Regions from separate parts of the Homo sapiens genome. Here region 2 is linked to region 1. Evidence: chromatin contacts called from ENCODE Hi-C data. All regions are on one chromosome and are shown on one strand. Each heading gives the region's core, a stretch centred on a gene start or an enhancer-like site at or near the end of the contact. The rest is flanking DNA. Distances are from core to core; before and after follow the strand shown.

What was found. A loop is a pair of places that touch in the nucleus more often than their neighbours do. Pooled maps may share reads with other maps.
Region 2: a map of psoas muscle shows a loop between it and region 1 (8-fold over the local background). The contact joins the enhancer-like site here to the promoter of TRNT1 in region 1. A Hi-C loop is called at or near these places in 1 of 168 maps with a recorded cell type or tissue (psoas muscle) and 2 of 50 pooled maps.

What each region holds. Positions count from the first base shown.
Region 1 is chr3:3,125,006-3,128,189 of GRCh38, forward strand. It overlaps TRNT1 (tRNA nucleotidyl transferase 1), which reads left to right and starts at 1,935. Exons shown (of 8, transcript NM_182916.3): 1 at 1,935-1,985. LOC124909339 (a long non-coding RNA gene) reads right to left here and starts at 1,826. Exons shown (of 2, transcript XR_007095786.1): 1 at 1,555-1,826. RefSeq lists a silencer at 1,639-2,058 and enhancers at 2,266-2,996, 2,419-2,498.
Region 2 is chr3:8,591,697-8,595,039 of GRCh38, forward strand. All of the region lies in intron 4 of LOC107986009 (a long non-coding RNA gene), which reads right to left. Among named protein-coding and RNA genes, the nearest start is that of LINC00312, 22 kb to the left of the region's middle. Within about 2 kb of position 1,497, at least 6 of the 41 ENCODE cell types and tissues checked have a DNase peak (open chromatin) inside an H3K27ac peak, as active enhancers do; they include psoas muscle, where a contact is called at or near this core.

The sequences.
Region 1 (3,184 bases), core at 685-3,184:
AAAAATTAGCCGGGCGTGGAGGCGGGTGCCTGTAATCCCAGCTACTTGGGAGGATGAGGCAGGAGAATCGCTTGAACCTGGAAAGCAGAGGTTGCAGTGAGCTGAGATCGTGCCACTGCACTCCAGCCTGGGCGCCAGAGTGAAACTCCATCTCAAAAAAAAAAAAAAAAATTAAATAGCAATTAAAAAACACAAAGAAGCGATATAGCATAACAACTGTTTACACAGCATTTATATCAGGTATTATAAGTAATCTAGAAATGATTTGTACTACAGAATGTGTATAGTCTATATGTAAATATTATGCCATTTTATGTAAAGAACTTGAACACTGGCTGGGGTGATGTTCTGGAACCAATACCCCATGGATACGGAAGGACAACTGTATATACACCTGCATATATAAACTATATATTTACAAGGCCAGAAATTGTTGAGGGTGCCCAGCACAGTAACTGGCACGAAGTAAGTCATCATAATAGTTGTATTAGCGTTGCCTTCATAGGTGGTGATTTGGAGAATCTATTCTAGGTGGGTACAGCAATGGAGGCTTTGGTCCAGTTTGTCTAGGGTCATGGTGGTGAGAAATAGCAGACAAGCCTGAAAGGATGATTTGGGGCTTTCCTTGCCCCAAAGAGAGAGAGAGACAGAAAATCCTTGCACCGGATGATATCAATGCTGTGCCTCTGAATGTCCATTTGGAAAGCCAGTCCTGTGCTTCCAAAAACAGGATATTCAACACCTTGAAGAGGTGTGGTAATTGCACATCTTACTTTTTACGTTTTAGGAAGTCTACAGAGAGTGGGGCTGAAAAGTTTGGGAAGAACAGGTAGGCATGTGGGGAGGGCAAAAGAACAGAAATAACATGCACAAGCATTTTTCTAGGAAAATTTTAGGGAAAGCTAAGTGATGTAAAGTTACACTTAAAAGACTACACATTTTCGGCCGGGCGCAGTGGCCGAATCCCGGCAAAAGTAATCCCGGCACTTTTGGGGGCCGAGGCCTGGGGAACACGAGGTCAGGAGTTCGAGACCAGTTGGCCAACACGGCAAAACCCCGTCTCTACTAAAAATTAGCCGGGCGTGGTGGCAGACACCTGTAATCCCAGCTACTCGGGAGGCCGAGGCAGGAGCATCGCTTGAAACCGGAAGGCGGAGGTTGCAGCGAGCCCAGATCGCGCCACCGCACTCCAGCCTGGGCGACAAGAGCGAAACTCCGTCTCAAAAACAAAACAAAACAAAAACTACACATTTTCGCACTTTAAGGGCTCAACGGCTGTATTCCCACTCCTTTGCCACTCTCTTTGCTCTTTTCCGCTCTAGAAAGAATTAATGAACTGGATCAAATCTAAGTTCTCCACGTTACAGATGGGAAGCCTCCGGGCCAAGGAGGCCAATGGTTACACAAACCAGGTAAGAAAATAAAATATGCCCAGTAAGTTCATAGGACCGGCGGGCTTAGATTTCGAATGCGCGTGACTCTGTCAACTGTGGACTTAACCCTATGCAGAGATTAGAGGAGAGAATAGTCAAACACGGATAAGTTAACATTTACCGAACAGTCCGTCCTACCCTGGGGTAGGTTTTATTAACAGTCTCGTTTTGCAAAGGAAGACAGCTGCCAGTTGTCTCAGATCGCACGGGCATGCCGCGCAGATGGGCTTCTGAGCAGCTCAGGGCCAGCCAGAGGTCTGGCGAGAAGGGCGTAATTAAACGAACCCGCGCCGGTTTCCTCAGGGCCCCCCGGGGCTCCGCTTCGCCCCAGCGGGCCTCGGCGGGGCTGGGAAACCGGCTGAGGTTCGCCTCACGGTGGGGAGGAGCGACGGGAGGCGGAAGCCCTTCGGTCCGGGCCCCGCCCCCGCACTCGCCCTCGCCCCGCCGCGACTTCCCATTCGCCGCCAACCCATGTGCGTTGGTGACGTCACCGCGTTCACCAGCCCGGAAGTGCGCGTGGCGGCGGTGGCGGCTGCGGCAACAGCGGGGCCGGTAAGCGGGCGCGCGCCGCTCAGAGGGGCAGAGTTGGTGGCGTGAGTTGCTGCCCCTTCCTTCCTGCTGTGGGCCAGAGGCGCCACCGCGCCCGGTCCTCGAGGAAGACGGGAGCGGGACGTGGCGAGAGGCCTCCTCAGCAGTGGGCAAAATAGCCCCGACGCGGAGGTCGTGTCCCCGCCACGTTTCCGGCGACCGCAGGCGCGGATTCCTTGGCTTCCCTCAGCACTTTCCCCTCCGCGCGGACGGCCCCGAGACGCTTTTTCACTGGGCCTTGTCGCCAGCACCCGGCGTGGGGGGTGAGACGCGCCTTTTCAGGGCTGGGGTTCCCCAGAGCGTTTTCCTAAGTCGAGGCGGAGGTGCGAGGAAACTGAGTGGGTCTTTCCGCCCCACGTGGCCTGCCGGGAAGCGCGGCTCCTCCACCCGCTTCCGTGGAATGGAATGGTTTTTCTCTGCAGGTTTACACCGGGGTCACTCGAGAGCTGCTGCGGCCTCCTTATGGGCAGGACCCCCGTATGGGGAGAACGAGGATGTGATATGTAGAAGGGAAGGCCGCGGTGTGCCAGAAATCAGAGGAGATTGCAAGATGGCAGGAAAAGAATCAGGAAAATGGGGGCAGCAAAACTAAATTCATGGGAAAATACAATGTCTAGGAGCTATCCCAGGGTCGTGAATCCTCGAGTGCAGGTGGGGAAGTAGGGTGATACCCACCTGTGACCATGACAAGTTTTGGAGACCAGAAACTCGGTTAGAGTTTCTAGAACCCCGCATCCCTCTCATACTGCCTGAAGCCCTGCTCTGGGGAGAGTGTCATCACAGTACCATGTGGCATGCGAGTGTCGTGGTAATGCTCCCCGACCAAACCACCAAACCGAGGGTTGGGCTGCTTATTCTCGCTGCCCAATAATGAGATGCAGATAAACTAGGAAAGAAAGGAGTTTATTTCTGTAACCAGGTACGGGGCGAAGGCGTGGAAAATATCCCAGACCGACTCAGAATTACAGAGCTTTCCAGAGCTTATATACCTTGTAAGTTGTATGTTTATGTGTAAGTGTGCATTGATCTAAAGATACAAGTGATTAACTTCTTACCCATAAGATCTGAGTCCTGAAGACCTTCCTCTGGAGCCTGAGTAAATTTACTTAATCTAAATGGGTCCAGGTGCTGGGGTGATTACCCTTATATTCTCTCCTGCTAAA
Region 2 (3,343 bases), core at 247-2,746, 5.5 Mb after region 1:
TTGTTCCTTTACTCCTCATAACAATCCTATAGTTGAAGCTCCTGTTACTAACCCCATTTTGTGAGGAAACTGAGGCACAACAGGCATAAAGAAGGTCTCCAACCGTATGAAAGATGAAATTCAAATCCCAGGACCATGAATGGAATTCACTATTAGGTAATTTAAATACGCACATGTATACATAGGTAAAACCACACACTGCAATTAGTTTAGGCAACCATAAAGTTAGAGAGCACTGTCCCCAAGACCATCTTCATTTCTCACGCCAATTGTATACTCAGAGGGATTCCCAAAACCCTCAGCTTCAATAATTTTCTTAAAAAAACTCACTAAAAGCGATTATACTTGCAGTTCAGTTTATATTACAGTGAAAGAATACAGATTAAAATCAGCCAAGAGAATAAGCTGATAGAACAGAGTGTAGGAGAAGTGCCAAAGGCAGGGCTGTCATTGTCCTCTTCCCAGGGAGTCATGGACATGTTAGTCTCCTGGTACCCATATGTGACAATATACACAGAGCACTGCTTAACAGGGAAGGTTGTCTGAGCCTTGGTATTCACAGTATTTATTGAGGTTTCATTACATAGGTGTAATTGATTGATTGGTGGATTGATTGCCCACATGGTTGATCTAGTCTCCGAGTCAACTGATACTGCATGATCCAAAGCCCCCACCCTCAATCACACTGTTGGTCTTGCTGGTGTGGTCAGCCCCACCTGAAATCACGTTACTATCTGGCAAGCTTGGGGCCCTAGACAAACAAAGATCACCTCCTAGGAGTTGAGGGCAAAACCAGACCTTCTTGTAGGCAAGGTTAAACTCTTTACTGGATGCACACATATACAGCTGCACTTGTATTTACACAAACAATACAAAGTGTATACAAATACAGAGAAAAAAGACTGGAATAAAACAGTTAACATTCAGAATTGATTGAAATGGAACTTAAATAATTTACTCTACGTATTCTTCCTTTATTTATTTATTTATTTATTTATTTAAAGACAGGGACTCACCTGTCACCCAGGCCGGAGTGCAGTGGTGTGATCACAGCTCACTGCAACCTTGACTTCCTGGTCCCAAGCAATTCTCCCACCTCAGTCTCCCAAGTAGCTGGGACCACAGGTGCACACCACCACACCCAGCTAATTTTTGTATTTTTTGTTGAGATGGGGTCTCCCCATGTTGCCCAGGCTGATCTCAAACTCCCGAGCTCAAGCAATCCTCCTAGCTCAGCCTCCCAAGGTGCTGGCATTACAGGCATGAGCCACTGCACCCAGCCATATTTCTCTATTTTTCAAATTCTTTCCAGTGAGAATATATTTGCATATATTGCTTGTGAAAATAGTTATCTTTAAGACTTTAGGGAATAAAGAAGAAAGAGAAAAGAGATTCTACTGTGGCCACCAGGCCAGCAGACATGGTGCCAGGTCTGAATTTCCATGTCATTCTATAAATAGTATAAAATCTGCTGACTTAACTTGGTGTGGAATGGCATGAGCTGGCCATATCGCAGGAATTCACAGTTGGGAAATCCTAGTGAAATGGCACAAAGTTGGGATTCAGGAGGAAGGGGAGTAAAGGAGACCAATCCAGGAGAGAAATGATCATCAGACAAGGATCAGGTTGACCTGTGGTGAGCTGGCATCTAAGGCTGGCCTGAGTCCTGCCAGAGGAGAAGGGGGGACAGTGGCTGGGATGGAGAACACGGAACTCAGGTCTTGGCATTGAAAATGGGGAATGGGAGGTGAAGGTCAGAGGCGCAGAAGGAATATTCCCCACCCTGAGCCTCCTCCAGCCTGAACCCCGGCCAGTAGCCCAGAGGTGAGTGGCAAAGCCACGTGTCCATCCTGTGTGTTGCTGCATGGCACTGTTCCCTCCTCTGGTGCTAGCCACTCAAAAGCACTTCCAGCTCGGTACCCCGGGAGCTCCCTGCTTCATGCCACAACTCACTGCACAGAGCAAGGCAGGCCTCGGCCCACCTGTCGCTGCTTGTCAGGAAACACTGCTGGGCCTCTGGTCTATGGGCCCCAGCTGTCCCAAAGGCAAGGCCTGGAGGCTTTTACTTTTGAAATGCAGCTGCATTTTCCTCTCTACAAAGACTTCCTAACAAAACCTAACAGCAAAGAAAAGCAAACTTACAAAATGTCACCTGCTTGAGAAACACAAATTGGGAATCATTTTGAAAGCATAATTCAAGCACCATATGGAACCTAAATTATTCACATTCTCCAGCATTTTTTCCTTTTTAAAAGAGTCACAGCTTTTTCAAAAGAGCTCATAGTACTGTTAGAGGCAGGGCAGTGAAGTAACAAATGCAACAGTCTACTGTGTACTGGGTACTGCGTTCAGTCCGTTAATCCTCACAGTGATTCTGCAAAATACTACTCCTATTTCACAGATGAGAAAAACTAAGGCCCCGAGAGGCTAAGAAGCTCAAGGCCACACAGCCAGTGACAGGAAGGACCACTGTGCAAACCCCAGACTATCTGATGTTAGAGTCTAGGGTCTCTCCAGATGGTACTGAGAGCTCCCAGCCCTCAGATGGCCTGGTTAAATCTACCTATCACACTGACCTATGGTCACTTGGTGCCCATCAGGCATCATCTCCAAATTCCACACACCTTGAATCCCAAAATGAGCTGGACTGACTTTAAAGTCATCTCTTCAGGGGAACACATTTTCTAAACCAAAGAGCAAGCCCAGGGTCCAACAGACGAACGTTATTCTCCTTCAGGTATAAAAGTCAGTCTGGGAAGTTGACATTTGGATACCAAAGTGTGGTCATTCCAGGGATAGCTCAATGGTTTTTGAAGGCCATGGGGCAGAGCAGCAGGTCTTGGGACAACCCAGCAACTCCATGCTCCCACAGCACCCTGTGTGCCCCTCCAGCCTGCCCCTTACCACAGGCATGGAGGCTAGTGATTGCCATGTGTCTCTCCCGCTGGTCTGTGACATGGAGGACAAGCCAGTGTCTCAGTCGTCTCTGCACCCGGCACCCGGAGTAATATGGTTTGGCTGTGTCCCCATCCAAATCTCATCTTGAATTGTAGCACCTATAATTCCCACTTGTTGTGGGAGGGACCGGGTGGGAGATAATTGAATCATGGGGCTTGTTTCCCCCATACTGTTCTCGTGGTAGTGAATAAGTCTCGTGAGATTTGATGGTTTTATAAGGGCCTTCCCTTTTGCTTGGCTCTCAATCTCTCTTGTCTGCCACCATGTAAGACGTGTCTTCTGCCTTCCACCATGATTGTGAGGCCTCCCCAGCCAGGTGGAACTGTGAGTCCATTAAACTTCTTTTTCTTTATAAATTACCCAGTCTTGGATATGTCTTTATCAG